Linked DNA regions of Homo sapiens: region 2 is linked to region 1. Evidence: chromatin contacts called from ENCODE Hi-C data. All regions are on one chromosome and are shown on one strand. Each heading gives the region's core, a stretch centred on a gene start or an enhancer-like site at or near the end of the contact. The rest is flanking DNA. Distances are from core to core; before and after follow the strand shown. Region 1 holds the start of CALCOCO1 (calcium binding and coiled-coil domain 1). Region 2 holds the start of PA2G4 (proliferation-associated 2G4).

What was found. Hi-C counts contacts between places; a loop is a spot of excess contacts on that map. Pooled maps may share reads with other maps.
Region 2: a loop to region 1 is called in a pooled map, with 10 times the contacts of the local background. The contact joins the promoter of PA2G4 here to the promoter of CALCOCO1 in region 1. A Hi-C loop is called at or near these places in 6 of 50 pooled maps.

Annotation. Positions count from the first base shown.
Region 1 is chr12:53,723,270-53,731,200 of GRCh38, reverse strand. It overlaps CALCOCO1 (calcium binding and coiled-coil domain 1), which reads left to right and starts at 3,749. Exons shown (of 15, transcript NM_020898.3): 1 at 3,749-3,797; 2 at 5,935-6,114; 3 at 6,454-6,556; 4 at 7,418-7,608. The coding sequence starts at 5,959. LOC105369774 (a long non-coding RNA gene) reads right to left here and starts at 4,622. Exons shown (of 3, transcript XR_944973.3): 1 at 4,552-4,622; 2 at 1,119-1,265; 3 at 1-160. RefSeq lists enhancers at 3,597-3,656, 4,974-6,173.
Region 2 is chr12:56,101,901-56,109,831 of GRCh38, reverse strand. It overlaps PA2G4 (proliferation-associated 2G4), which reads right to left and starts at 5,273. Exons shown (of 13, transcript NM_006191.3): 1 at 5,007-5,273; 2 at 3,116-3,244; 3 at 2,737-2,842; 4 at 2,576-2,645; 5 at 2,219-2,311; 6 at 539-602. The coding sequence starts at 5,094. ERBB3 (erb-b2 receptor tyrosine kinase 3) reads right to left here. Exons shown (of 28, transcript NM_001982.4): 28 at 6,327-7,931. The coding sequence ends at 7,777. LOC105369782 (a long non-coding RNA gene) reads left to right here and starts at 5,413. Exons shown (of 2, transcript XR_944995.4): 1 at 5,413-5,544; 2 at 5,914-6,018. RefSeq lists enhancers at 4,999-5,218, 5,229-5,578.

The sequences.
Region 1 (7,931 bases), core at 2,500-4,999:
GATTTATTGGTCAAGTGAAATCTGAAACACATGATCCTGATTAGTGGTCCGCTCTCTGCCACGTGATGATTCAGGGAACCAGCTTCCTTCCATCCTGTGGCTCCACTGTCTTTAACATGTGGCCTTCAGGGTCACTGTGCCTAAGGTCATCTTCATCAAGCTAGACAGGAAAAAAAATAGGAAGGAACTTTTTTGGAGGGTTTTATGGGCCAGACTTGAAAATGGAACACATTAATTAAAGGAGAAGCTTAAAAATGTGGTATAGCTAGGCCGGGCGCGGTGACTCTTGCCTGTAATCCCAGCACTTTGGGAGGCCGAAGCGGGCGGATCACGAGGTCAGGAGATCGAGACCATCCTGGCTAACACGGTGAAACCCCGTCTCTACCAAAAATACAAAAAAATTAGCCAGGTGTGGTGACGGGCACCTGTAGTCTCAGCTACTTGGGAGGCTGAGGCAGGAGAACGGCATGAACCTGGGAGGCGGAGCTTGCAGTGAGCTGAGATGGCGCCACTGCACTCCAGCCTGGGCGACAGAGCAAGACTCCGTCTCAAAAAAATAAAAAAATAAAAAATAAAAATAAAAAAATAAAAAAATGTGGTACAGCTGTGTGTCCAAGAAAAAGAAAGAAACAGGTTCTGATAAACACATAGGCTCTGGCTCACTTGACATTCAAAACTCTCTATACTCTGGCTTAAGTCTGTCTTTCCAATTTTATCTTCCATTATCCAATTATCCAACTGTAGCTTCTTTTTGTTGTTGTTGTTGTTGTTGTTGTTGTTTGTTTTGTTTTTTGAGACAGAGTGTCACTCTGTTGCCCAGGCTGGAGAACAGTGGTACCATTCTGGCTCACTGCAACCTCTGCCTCCTGGGTTCAAGCGATTCTCCTGCCTCAGCCTCCCAAGTAGCCGGGATTACAGGCACGCGCCACCATACCTGGCTAATTTTTGTATTTTTGGTAGAGATGGGGTTTCACCAGTTGGCCAGGCTGGTCTTGAACTCCTGACCTCAAGTGATCCGCCCACCTTGGCCTCCCAAAGTGCTGGGATTACAGGAGCAAGCTACCACGCCTGGCCTCCAACTGTAGCTTTTATTCAGCTTTGCTGCAATCACAACCTACCCCAAAATCTAAGCGACTCACAACAACCAGTGCTGGCTTCTGATTTATGTATATGCAGGTTGTGGGTAAGCAGTAGCTCAGCTCCACAGGTCTTCTCATTCCCAGGCCCAGGCAGAAGGAGCAACTCTCATGTGGATTATTCCCATTCTAGTGGCAGAGAAGAACAAGAAAGTGGAAACTCATGTGTTCAAACATGGCATGAGTCACATCTGTTCACATCCCATCAGCCAAATTATGAAACATGACAAAGCCCAAAGTCAATGACATGAGACATCTATTCCTTCTACAGGAGATACTGCAAGTCACATGGCAGTGGGCAGGAATGAGAGAGGAAATAATTTCAAACAATTAGTCCATCCACTACAACTGCCATTTTCCATCTGGAGTACATGGCAGACATTACTACCCAGCACTCTTTCCTCAGAATCCTCAACACAACATTTCAGGCAGACATTACCAATAATCTGAGTTTGCCTAAATACATAAATAAAGGTTGAAATTGATGTGCTATTATGTGACTCTAGGCTCATTATCCATTCCCACCTCCAAATCTTTGCTTTGGCCTAGAAGAAGCTTACCCTCCCCAGTCCCCATCTTGCCAAACTATCCAAATTTAATCTATCCTTCAAATACTTGAATATTTGAAAGTAATGACTATAATTAAAATAATGAATTACATTTATTATTTTAAAATAATGAATTACATATATTATTTTAAAATAATGAATATTTACTATTCATTCTTTCAATAAAAGTAACTGAATACCTAGCATAGTACCTGCCACATATTTGTTGAATGAATCTGTTTCACATTACTTTGTGCCTTGCACTGAGCACATAAATGCTCAGTGAACATTTGTCTCCTGTTAATGAACCAGCACTGTTCCTTAGAACAATGGGAGTTAGTATCACATGCCAGAGTTTCTGGACTGGGAGTATGGTGACTGCTTGTGCTTAAATCTTGATTCTGCCACTCACTAGCTGGATGACTCCAGGCAAGTCATTAATTGTGCCTCAATCTCATCATGTGTAAAATGGGGATAATAACAAGGCGTATTACATAAGCCTGTTGTATTAAATGGGAAAATTCTTAGCATAGTTTGAACAGATCATAAGCACCCAAGAAATGGAAGTTGTTACCATTTTTAGCTCCGAGACTGTTTTCTCGTAGACCTTTATTTTGGGCGGAAGACAAGAGCCAAGAACTCTTGAGACTTGGGTCCTTGAACAGACCTCACTCTTAACCCACTCCAGACCTTGAGCTACCTCCTCATCCAGAAACTGGTTCCCTAACTCATAAATCCTGACTAATGACACAGACACATCACCTTAATGTTTGTGCAGCCCAGTAACTAATTTTTAAGTGCCTGGAGATCTTCAGATGAAAGACACTGAGGGCAGACACCGCATTCAGTCATAAAAGCAAAACACTACCAAAAAACTTGGAAAAGGCAGAAGCTCCATAACTTAGTGCAGTAGAGAATTAAAGCAGGCACCTAGGAAGAGGAAATCAATCCTTAAGACTGTAATCCTTTAATGCAGAGCCAGAGAAAGAGGTAATTCTGAATGCCTCCGACTACAGGGATGGAGAATAGCGAGAGGGGGGACAGGATGCCCAAGTCTATAACGTGACTTGGGGTGTGGGAGACGTGTCAATCTTTCACCTCTCCTAAATAAAAACCGGAACGTCAACATGTATTGTTATCCTAATTAATTTAAGCCACTTAAAAGGCTTGGGCAAACAGGCCCCATAAGTGGCTTGTTTGTGAATTGTGACAGGTCCTGAATTATGCCAAGCTCCCTTTTCAATTTCATTCTTCTCATTCCACCGCTCCTACCACCACCTCAGTCAATTGTATCCTCTTCCTAGACCCAGAAGCCACTCTGGGGGAGCCCAGTCCAGATGTGGATATGGTCAGGCCCCTTAGCACTGAAATCCTCAAGTTGGAAAAAAATGGTCAGCTGTGCAGAAGACATCATTCTTACAAGGTCTGTCCCTGAGATTGAAGTAAAGAAGAAACTGCTATACCCCAGCTATCAGTTTCCCATCCCCAAAATGGTGGGTAGCTGTGGTGTAGTGGCAAGAATATATGACGTGGAATTAGCCAAGGCTAATGCAGTTCTACATTTCATAGCTTTGACACTTCACACCGCCTCCTTAACCGTACTTCACTTTCTACATCTATAAAGCGTGCATAACGCTTAACGCCTATCTCACAGGTGGGTGCGAAAAGTACAGGACGGGACGCAACAGAAACCGCTCTGCCCACCGTTAAAGCGTTATATGGAAGGCTTTAGAGCCGTAAATCCTCCCCAGCCCCCAACAACGCACGTTACAAACCAGCAGCCACCCCTAATGCAGCCGGCCCCCTCCTAAGGGATCATGGGCCTTGAAGTCCTTTGCTGGCCACACCCTCGTTTTCTGTCATAGGAGTGAGAACTACGCCTCCCAGGATGCCGCGGTGAGGCCGCCGTCACGGACGCCCTCTTCCCCGCCCTCCTTGCGCGCAGCCTTCTGGGATGTATAGTCCTAGATCCGAGCACGCAGCGGCAAAAGGGCGCAGAAGAACCACAAACCCCAGAAGCCCTCGCGCCCACTCTTCTCCCTCCCCTCCAGAAGTCGGAGTGCTGTTTTTGTTGTTGGTGAAAGGTGAGGGGAACAGCTGATCCGTCTGTTGGGTAAGAAACTTGGCCTAATTGGGGGCGATCTTATGGGAGGGGAGGGTCACCCCACTTTCCAGTTTGGGGAAGGATAACGTAAGGGAACTGTCGAAGGGGAATACAGGAGCGTTTGGGTTGTAACCCTTTCCGTACTGGAGAAGCCACCCCCGCTGTTTGGGGAGTTCTTGGTTTCAAGGGGACTCTGATTGGGGGTGGGGGGCGCCCCCTCGTCGTCCTCTCCTTCTTCTCAATGCGTCTCTATAAAGCTGATCCCTTCAAGGGAGCTGAAATCTGCTTATTCGCTCCCAGGCAAGACGTGTCCCCTACACGTCTTCCCTCTCTCCCCTACGCAAATCCAAAGGCCTTTACGACGCTGAATCCCTGGGGAGGAAGGGGGACCTTCCAAGGTGTAGAATGTCAAGGAACTCTAGAGCCCTACAGAGTAGGGGATGGGACACCCGCTCTCCGCCCCATCATGTGAACATCTGAATCAGGCTACACACCTACATCTTAGGTGCCCAAAACTTTCTTTCGGACATGAAGAACGTTTACAGCTGTTACGGATTTTCTTTGTGGGGTGTATTTTAGGGTTCTCCAGGTATATCTTTGGGGACAATTTACCCCCACCCTTAGAAAGCTGGAAGAATTGCATTTGGAGAAAACATGGATTAGTTTCAACCAGGAATTTTTCAGGGAGATGAACATTAAAAAAAACTTTTTGTTCTACCTATTTGGGGGACAGAAGTTGCTCCTTTTTGTGTTGCTGGCTCACCTTTATCCACTGAGTTTCTGTTTTCTTTTAAAGTTCCTGTCCCCTGGACTTCAGCCTGGTGTGGGTTTGTGATGTTTGGGGGCGTGCATATGACTAGTGACAATGGCTGGTTGGACATGTCAGCTGTGAGTGACACAGGAAATAGATTAGTGGGCTGGAAAGGAGTGATGAATAAGAGGGCCATCTCACAGCCCTGGACTGAGGAGTTCTTTTGATCGTTATTATTGTTATCTGTCCTCACCCCACCCTCATATTTTCCAATTAACTCTCCCCAGCTAACTTGGAACACCCCTTCCTCTCAACCCCATCCTGTAGTGTGTCTCCAGCTACCAATACAAACAGATGGAAGGATGGAGGCTGAGGGGAGCAGAGAGAAAATGAGGAGAGAAATACTAAAGTGAAACCAGTAGGTTTCTAGTCCTGCTGCAGGCACAGTCTGGAGAGAAGAATGTTAGGTTCTTTTTGAACTATCTCCCCTTTCCTCAACGTTAAATATACATTTCCACTTCTTGGGGCCCCTTACTTCCCACTTTCTAGTCTGTTCCCTGCCCTGGGGTGGGGCTTTCCTGGCTCCAGGCCCCCACATTCCATCTCCCCACCCCCACCACGTTCCTGCTAAGCGCCTCACTCCACCCTTGAAGTTGCCGCCTCCAGAATTCTTGACTTCCTGGAATAATAAGTCAAGGGACAGAACCTGTCTTTCCTTATATCCTCCCCTTCCCTTTGTCTCTTGGATGCCAGCAGAAGCTTTCTGCTTCCCTAGAATTCATGGGGGTAGGCAGCTCAGAGAGATGAAAAGAGCTGAGAGCTCAGGAGCCTAAGGATTTGGGCTCAGTTCCCCTCGACCCCCAGCCATATTCTAGCTCTGAAAACTCAACCATTCCTTTCAGAGATTAGTTGCTGCTTTCTGATGTCATAACTCATTCCTGGATACAGCTGGGTCAACAAGCTTAGGAGTAGGTAAGGACACCTCTCTCAATGAGAGGGCCCCACACCTCAGTTGGATTTTGTATTCAAGAGCCAGGATGTGTGGGAGATGGGATGGAGAAATGGAGGCTGTCGACCAAGTCGCAGTATCCCAGGCTCTGTCCCCGTCAGTGTCCTTTTGGGAGCAAAATTAGAGAAGTCTGAACCCTCAGAAGGGTCTATGAGCCAGAGCGGGTACAGTGTGAGACAGGATGGGGACGGACTTGGAAGGCCAGACCTACGTCCTAGAGACTAAGAGTGATACCTCAAAAATGTCCCGTAACCCTCAGGGACTAGAAACCAGGTATGCCTTATCTCCAGGTGTAGTGGCAGGGGCTGTGAGTGTGTGGTGCTGGAGCTGTGGGGGGAAGGAGGTGGACTGGAAAGACTTTAGGCTATCAACCCTTTCTTTCATAGGAGGACAGATATCTCAAGGCCAGGATGGAAGAATCACCACTAAGCCGGGCACCATCCCGTGGTGGAGTCAACTTTCTCAATGTAGCCCGGACCTACATCCCCAACACCAAGGTGGAATGTCACTACACCCTTCCCCCAGGCACCATGCCCAGTGCCAGTGACTGGATTGGCATCTTCAAGGTATCTCTGGAACCCCTTTTGGCTTAGGTTTATGGGCTGTGAGTTGGTTGGAATAAGGGGAATGATTGGGCTCTTGGATTCTCAACCTCAGGTTGATAGAGAAGAAGAGAGAAAGATGTCACAGATGACAGAGGCCGCCTGTATAACCAAAGCACATATTTTCTCCATCTTAGCCTTGTTCTTTACTGACACATTAGTGTCCCTCCACTTTCCCTTTCTCTTGTCATTGTTGCCACTGTAGCTCCATCCTGCCCCCCTTATTCAACCCCTCAGCCCTTTCTTCCATCCATAGAAGGTAGTTCCATGACCATACCTTTCTCCAACCTTGGGCTTTCACAGGTGGAGGCTGCCTGTGTTCGGGATTACCACACATTTGTGTGGTCTTCCGTGCCTGAAAGTACAACTGATGGTTCCCCCATTCACACCAGTGTCCAGTTCCAAGGTACAAGGGAAGATGGAAAATTGGGAGAGAGGAGCCAAGGGAGTGGAGGTTTGAAAGAAGGTAGTGGGCTCAGAAACATTAAAAGTTAGGCACAAAGGACAAGGAAAAATAAACGAAAATAAATATAATGAGAATATATCCAACAGCGCTCAGCGGATAGAGAATCACGGGATTATCGCAGAATCAGGGACATAGAAACAGAAGGAACTTCAGAGGGCATCTAGTCCCCTGTCCTACCCAAAGAAGGAAAAATGGGGGAGTAAGGAAGAGGGAAAGGTAGAATTATGTGGTGAGAAGAGGGAAAGACCTGGGTTCAAATCTCACCTCTAACACTTACAAGCTGTTTGGCCTTGGGCAAATTACATAACCTCCCTGTGTCGGTTATCTTAACAGTAAAAGGGGATGCCTGGCTTATAGGGACATTACGAGGATTTAAAATGAAAGCTGCAGGCCAGGCGTGGTGGTGCATGCCTGTAGTCCCAGCTACTCACAAGGCTGAGGCAGGAGAATCTCTTGAACCCGGGAGGCAGAGGTTGCAACAAGCCAAGATCGCGCCACTGCACTCCAGCCTGGGCGATGGAGCAAGACTCTGTCTCAAGATAAAATAAAATAAAAAGTGTTACCACAGTGTCTGGTACATGGTACGCACTCACTACATGGTAACTAGCATTATTATGATTATGATAGAGGGGCAGTGGGTTTGGGAAAGAAAGGAAGGAGAGGGACAGGCAGAAAGGAGGGAGAAGAGTATGGCCTGTGGGAGGTGGAGAAGAGAAGAAACAGTATATGGAACACCGAGCAAGGGGCTGGGGCCAAGGACAGTGGATTATTGGGGTCCTGGGTCCATTCTTCTTCCCACAGCCAGCTACCTGCCCAAACCAGGAGCTCAGCTCTACCAGTTCCGATATGTGAACCGCCAGGGCCAGGTGTGTGGGCAGAGCCCCCCTTTCCAGTTCCGAGAGCCAAGGCCCATGGATGAACTGGTGACCCTGGAGGAGGCTGATGGGGGCTCTGACATCCTGCTGGTTGTCCCCAAGGCAACTGTGTTACAGGTGAGAAAAGAGCAACAGAGTTATTCCCAGACAAGGGAGTGGGAGACAGCATTGCAAGAGGACCCTTCCCACCTTACCCTCCCCTCATCTGTGGCGCCAACTAAAGACCTCGTTGAAAGTTAGACAAAGTCCTGCCTCCAGGAGAGTCTCAGTCTAACATAGACATACACGAACATGTAAGGCAGGAAAGGAGACCACCCACAGGCCAGTGTAACTCAGGATTTCATAAGAACTTTTGCAGCCTTCCTTCTCCATGCACTGCATCCTGCCCTATGCCCTAGAGGAAGATCAAAGGGTGGAGAGAGGCTACTCCAGGGAACATT
Region 2 (7,931 bases), core at 4,024-6,523, 2.4 Mb before region 1:
ACAAGCTATCCAGTATCCCAAAAGGTTTCCAAATCCACCCACTTCAGTAGTTTGAAGTGGTAGGCAGTGAGACAACTACCTGGTTATGGAAACACAGGGCTCTGAGATTTCTGGCTTAGACTGGGTTATAGCCAGGATAGATCTTCAAGGGAGCAAAAGCCTCAATTCTGCAAAGCCACTCATTCTTTTTTTTTTTTTTTTTGAGATGGAGGAGATGGAGTTTCGCTCTTATTGCCCAGACTGGAGTGCAGTGGCGCAATCTTGGCTCACTGCAACCTCCTCCTCCCGGGTTCAAGCGATTATCTCGCCTTAGCCTCCCAAGTAGCTGGGATTACAGGCACCCACCACCACGCCCAGCTAATTTTTATATTTTTAGTAGAGACGGGGTTTCACCATGTTGGCCAGGCTAGTCTCAAACTCCTGACCTCAGGTGATCCGCCCACCTCAGCCTCCCAAAGTTCTGGGATTACAGGCGTGAGCCACCGCACCTGGCAAAGCCACTCATTCTTAGACCCTCAACCCTGTTATCTGTTCTCACCTTCTATTGGCGTGCAGTTAAATGAGTGGGCAACTTTGTTCCAGGCTTCTGTCACTTGTGTGTTCTAGAAGTACAACATCAAATGAAAGGTGAGATATCAGGAGCTAATAAGTTCTCTACAATGAGAATAAGAAGCATAAAAGAACTGAGCGTTTTTTTTTTTTTTTTTGAGATGGAGTCTGGCTTTGTCACCAGGCTGGAGTGCAGTGGCGTGATCTTGGCTCACTGCAATCTCTGCCTCCCGGGTTCAAGCTATTCTCCTGCCTCAGCCTCCTGAGTAGCTGGGATTACAGGCACGCAACACCACGCCCAGCTAATTTTTGTATTTTTAGAAGAGACGGGGTTTCACCATGTTGGCCAGGATGGTCTCGATCTCCTGACCTCGTGATCTGCCCACCTCAGCCTCCCAAAGTGCTGGGATTACAGGCATGAGCCATTGCACCTGGCAGAACTGAGCGTTCTAATATCCTCCATCAAGCCCCAATGATTGTCATTCACTGGTTTTTCATTTCATAGCTTGATTATCCCTACAATCTAAAAATACTTTATACAGATGCTCCCCAACTTGCAATGGGGTTACATCTCCAAAAAACTCATAAGTTGAAAATATCACTAAGTCAAAAATGCATTTAATACCCCTAACCTACCTAACATCACAGCCTAGCCTATGTTAAATGTGCTCAGAGCACTTAAAAAACATTATCCTACAGTTGGGCAGAATTATCTAACACATGCCTATTTTATATTAGTGTTGAATATCTCATGTAATTTACTAAATACTATATGGAAAATGAAAAACAGAATGGTTGTATGGGTACTCAAAGTATAGCTTCTACTGAATGTAGCATCAAGCTGAGGACCAGCTGTAACTGCATATCATTTTACCCAGTGCTTTCACAAAGATGGTCTAACTCAATAAATTTTGCATGTGAACAGGGCAGATGTATATCCCAATCTAGAAGACAAGGAAACTGAGTCTCAGGTTAAATGATTTGCCCCAGGTTAAATGAGTGTTAAGTGAAAGAACTTGGTCATAAACCTGGGTTTTCTTTTTTCTTTTTGTAGACGGGTCTCGCTATGTTTCCCAAGCTGGTCTCAAATGCCTGGGTTCAAGCAATCCTCCCACCTTGGCCTCCCAAAGTGCTGGGATTACAGGCATGTGCCACCACATGCCTATAATATTAAGTCCAGTGTTTATCCTTTTTTACCTGGCATTCTAATCTGTTTTGTGGGGACAGCAAATGCTTATTTTTCCTTTTTCTTTTGTGAGACAGGGTTTCATTGTTGCCCAGGCTGGAGTGCAGTGGCATGATCATAGCTCAGCACAGCCTCAATCTCCCAGGCTCAGGTGATTCTCCCACCTCAGCCTCCCTGGAAGCTGGGAATACAGGCACATGTTACCACGCCCAGCTAATTTTTGTATTTTTTGTAGAAATGGGGTTTCACCATGTTTCCCAGGCTGGTCTTGAACTCCCAGCCTCAAGCTATCCTCCTACCTTGGCCCCCCAAAGTGATGGGATTACAGATGTGAGTCACTGTGCCCAGCTAAATATAGCTAATTTTAAAAAGCTGTTTTATAAGGGGTCTGTAGGGGAGGTTGGTAGTTTCATATAGAGTAGCTATAGGTGCCTAATGCATCTTTGGTTCAAACGAGCTTTGGAATTGGATAAAATAGCTTACCTGATTTCCAGGTTTGACCAGGCGTAGGGCAGCTTCAGCACAAAGGTGAGCTGCCTTAATAACATCTGCTTTCCTCCCTGTTACTTGGGTCCCCTGTAGATAAGGACATGCAATCAGTATCTTCCTGGAAAGTCTGTTAACTCAGCTGGCTATCTGGTTAATATCTGTGAGCCCATATGCGAAGACCAGCCAATGAACAGGAGGGTAAAAACAACAACAACAACAAAAACCTTTCTCCTTTTGCTTCTCTAGAGACTCTCTCAACTTACGTGGTGATTGGGGGTGGGGATAAGAAGCAAATGGCAGTGCATTCCCTCTACCCCAAGGCTAAACAGAGATCAAAAGCAGGCCACCTACCTGAGCTACATCAACCACAAAAGTGTGAGCTACATTAGCGATGAAGCCATCCACATGGACCCCAAGGTCACTGAAAGGCAAGATCAGAGTACTGCATTAGGAACTGGCATTTTGTAAATGCTTTAAAAAAAGAAAAATGCTTTAAAACGGTTTAACCTTACATTTTTACCAAGTCACCTTCCTTGAGAATATAATCCTGGTCGCTCTTCAAAGGGGAGAAGTGACATACACAGTTATTTACCGAAATGCTGGTGGGAAAAGCAATACCTGTAAAGAAAGAATCATCAGCCTACTGCCTTGCTGTCTCCCGGGAGCCCTAGTGCCCTTCAGAAATGTAGAAGGATTTTTTCAGGGTCTTGCTTAAGTTTCATCAGTTTGGATTAGGTAGGAAACTGCTTGTATCCCACTTGCCATTCCAAATTTCCAAATACCTCAGCCAGAGCTGGGGTGGGGACTGCGTCATTACAGTGAAAAAAATAAAAACATATAGGACCAAATAAGGGTCAAACGGAAAATTAGTGAGGGATTTTTTTTTTTTACCTTTCTTCATTTCCTTTTCTTTCTTGAAGATTTTCCCTGTTTCTTCCATAATCATGGCATCACCTTTCTCACACAGGCTCAGTACCGACACACCTGAGCTAGATGCTTCCACCAAGGACCGAAGTACCCCTGAGGACAGAATCCCATCATGTCAGCCTTGTATGTATTCATTGTCTAGTTACCACCCAAGGAATACCTGGAAGTTGAATTTAAGAGTTTCCATAATACTCCCTGGTGCCATTGCCCTGAGGCTGAAAGGTCAACATTCCCTTCTCTTCCTTACATTATGTGACAACTGGGTATATACAATCCATCTCCCTAGGCAAGGCCTCAGACTTTCCAAAGATGCTACCTTTGGTGTGACAGGACAGAGTTATGAACTTCAGAGGGTTCTTGCCATGGTATCCCCACATACACGCAAAGACTAGATGAAATTTATAGGCATCAGGGACAAGAAGGTAGACAGAATTGCTGACTCGAAGCCGATGCACTGTTAAATGTTACCGCATTCCTTTCTCAGACACTCTAATTAGGTGTTAGGAATCTCAATCTATATAGACTTATTTCCTCATAAACAAGTGCATAAGCCAAGGAAACTTAATCTAAGGTCCCTGGGTTTCATTTCGGGGGATCATGGCTTATCTAAAAGAAATATGAGGCCAAAGTTATAAACTGTAAGAGATTTTCTGATTCAAACCACTAGTATCTCAAATACTAAAAGGCACCAAAAACCAGGGTACGATACTAAATGTCCACTGTGATATAAAGCACAGGTTTGACTTTTGGTATCTCAGTTTTGGTGATTCTTTGAAAGCTGGTAAAACTCAGATTTTCACCCACAGGACGGGAGGCATCCTAAATACCTGTTCCCCACCATCTTTGCTGTTAAAACCATTTAAAAGCACAATGACAAGCAGTTTGTATCTCCCTAACTGGAATAAAATGGAAAGGCTAACTGGAAAGAGAGAAAAGAGAAAGTGGCATCTGCCTAGAGTGACAGGCAACTGCTGAGATCGTCAGAGCACACCTGGAGTAAGGATGACTTGTGAAAATCCTAAAATCAGTCCTCCCTTTTCCAGTAATGTTCACAAGCTTGCCTAGTTGGGATAAGACGGAGACCCCAAAACATTTGAGTTGTCAAGTCACTGAGAACAACAAATGTGAATGCTAACTAAGACTATCTGCACAGATTGGAAAGGTGGTAGTAATGAGTAACTTCAAGAAAAGCCATATATATCTCCAAGACTTGCATTAGAAGCTCCAGGAGTGCTCTCCAACGGTCTCCTTAGCTGGCCCAAGGTAGAAGGGGGCCCCCACCAGGGTAAGAGCTGAAGTAAAGAAGGAAAGGCTCCAGCAAAGCACGTGGTGGGGAAGCTGGTGGTGGGGAAGCTGGTGTCAGGGACACTAGCGGAGTAAGAAGGGGGCCAGCCATCCGCAATGGGACCCAGCAACACGTGCCGGCTTGGCTCCTGACGCCCCGGAGACGCTACAAAAACAGAGGGGCACTTCTGTCGCCAATAGCTGGGCGCTTCCTTTTCGAGGTGGCCTCGCCGCTGCCAGAATCAGAGGAAGCAATAATCGGGAATGAAGGATAGGAACAAGAGAAAACACGTCTTGCCTCCTAACAAACGGCCTCGGGTCGGAGCCTGCCAGGGTCCCCTCTCTGCGCTCATCCTGGTCGCCGACCCGCACCTCCATAGACTTCAGCCTGGGCCTGCCCGCTCAGGTCCCAGGCGCGACACCGGGTCTTCCCACCACGCCGTGCCCAGCGGACCGGTGCGGGCCCCTCAGTAGCTCAGTCCGCATGACCCCTCCGCTCCAGCCCCTTCCGGGCCAGCCTGTTACCTTTCCCTATCAGCCTTGATTCCCCGACCCCCGAGGCCGCACTCACTGTTGGCGATGTCGCCCCCCATCTTATACTTGGTCACGACCAGGTCCTCAGCGATAGTTTGCTCCTGTTGCTCGTCCTCGCCCGACATCTTCCTACTACCACCACTGCAGCCTCGTTTCCCCTGAGCCGCCGCCGCCTCTGTCTCCCTTCCCAGCCACAGGCTGTGGTCAGAGTCCCCTCGATCCTCGAGGAGAGGGCGAGCGAAAGCGCGAGCAAGCAAGGGAGCGGGCAGGCAGGCGAGAGCGAGAAGCTGCGAGCGCGCGGGCTGAGGCGCAGGGCACGCTGGGACAACTAGTCCTCTCGGCCGCCAGACTCTAGCCGCTCTCGAGGGCCTTCGAACTACAATTCCCAGCCTGCCTCTCGCGCTCCTAAGCCAGGCCCTGGGGCCTTGCCCTCCAAGGGCCTCGCACGCCGGAATCGCCGGGCACTCTGGGAAGGGTCAGGCTCCGGCGGGAAGGCGGAGCCGTTGGGGAGCTTGAGGGGAAGCGTGGTCTCTCCCGGAAAAACCACTTCCACCGAGAACGCTGAGCGAGAGCCAGTAACAGAGAGGGGCGGGCTGAGGGGAGAGGGGCGGAGCTACGGCGGGGAAATAGGTTTAAAGTCGAGCGGGCAGGGGTGGAGTAGAGTGGAGCCGCAGCGGGTGGGCAGTGTCTACACCTAGGTCGGGGAGGCTGGGTGCGCCCTTCTTCGGATCCCTGGGTCGGCTGGCGAAACCCGCCCAGCCGGTCCAGTCGTCCTCCGAAGCTGGGAGAACAGGGAGGGGCAGACAGGTGGAAGAAGACCAAGGGTGCTGGTAACGGGGGCTAACTGGGCAGCCAGACACCGGAGGGATCATCCATTTAAAGGCCTCGCAATCTAGAGGCCGGACTCCTAATGAAGTAACATGACTTTATTGTTCCAATAACAGGCACCTGGATGGAGCACCTAAGGGAAGTGTTCAGAAAGACATGTTTGTTGAGAGTTCTTACCGTGAAAAAATAAAAAGATTTGATGACTTTTCTAAGATAATGAATTCAGAAGCATCTGGAGGTTTCAGTGTTTGGCCTCTGAAGGAGGGCTTATAGGGCTTTTTATAAGTCCTAAAGCACGTAGGTTCTTTTTGTTATTCCCAATTGGTTGCCTTGTAGATTCCTACTAAAACCCTTAATGAAAAGGACTATGCGCTATGGTTGTTCTAAAGAAATAGAAGTAATAGTAGGACTAGAGAAAGCTGCATGGGACAGAGTAGCACTGTCAGAACACAGAAAGGTGAGTATCCACTGCTGAGGAGCAGATCTCTTATCTAACATACGAAATGTCTTCATTTGACAGACAGGAAGCTGAAAAAAAACTTTGGCATTTTTATTCAGACACGTATAAAAACAAAACAAAAAACTTCAGTGATACAACAGACGTTTTCCCTTAGTTCCCCATCCAAGGGGACAGAGGTGTGCAGCTGAAGCTGGATCTTTTTTCTGTCCTACCTGGAAGCTTCTCACTGCTGGATGAGAATGGCTTCTAAAAGTGGATCTTGGGGATCCTTGTGAATTTGCCCTCGGATAAGGAGTGAAGATCATTTACGGCACATGTGGATTATGGTTTACACAAAGATGTCCAGTTATTTTTCCTTCTGACTACCCCCACCACCACTTCCTGAGATGAGATGTCTAGGTATAGGAGGATGTGGCTGTTGGGGTTAGACTTGATTCAGTGCAAAAACAAGAAACAGTGCCCCTTAAACAAGGGCTGTAACTTAAATCAGTTTTTCTTGGCACCTTACAATAAGAGCACATGCACAGGAATTGGGAGGATTTTGCATCCTGGATCTACTGCTTAATTTATTTCATCTCTTTAAGGCTCAGTTTCTTTTTTTTTTTTCCCCTGTAGAGACAGTGTCTTGCTATGTTTCCATAGGCTTATCTCTAATTCTGGGCTCAAGTGATCTTCCCATCTCAGCCTCCCAAAGTGCTGGCTGGGATTACAGGCATGAGCCACTGCACCCAGTTCTAAAGTTTTTTTTTTTTTTTTTTTTTTTTTTTTAAAGAGATGGGGGTCTTACTATGTTGGCTAAGCTGGTCTCAAACTCCTTGCCTCAGGTAATCCTTCTGCCTCAGCCTCCCAAAGTGCTGAGATTACAGGCATGAGCCACCATGCCCGACTTCCCTTTGTGTAAAATGAGATAATATGTATGTCACAGAATTGTTTTAAGGATGATAAAGGACTAAGTGAGATAATGTAGGTGAAGTTTAGTATGATGCCTGGCTCATAGTTAAGTGCTGAATTATGATAGTAATCAATATCTACTCCTAACCTCTTTCTTCACAGATTTTAAGCTTCTGTCTTTCTAGGGGGTTAAGAGTCATAAACCAAAATTACACTTTCCTCTGCTAGGTTTCCTCCCTTTCCTCTTCTTGACAGTCTGATGGGAAACAAAGGCACACATAAGAGCCTAGTTCCAAGTAGTCAAGAGCCTGAGAGGAAGGGATATGGAGAGTAATCCTTCATATCTCCAGGAGTGCCTGTGAAGAAGCTGAGGAATGGGACTGGGAAAGCACACAAAATAAGGAAAACCTTTCCTGGGGTTGGGAAAGAGAAGAAAGTGCACAGCTGGCTACATACCATAAGAATTTTGTGTCAAAATGTTTAAAAGCCTCCAAAGATTGAATGGAATTGTCTGGGACTGGGGAAAAGGGGCTGGGACCTGGGAGAGAGAGGGAATAGGGAGAAGACGGTACCCTCTAAAGGCACTAGCTGCCATTAAATGCTCCCTGAGTGCCACAGGGAGCAGGAGTTACGTTCTCTGGGCATTAGCCTTGGGGAAAAGCCTGCTATGCCAGTAATCAGGGTTATCAAAGGCAGAGTCTGTAGCCTCTAAGCTACGTAGAGTTTTTAGGCGGGCATAATGGACATGGGGGGCCTGATGTCCAGGCCCCTGAAAAGCTCTCA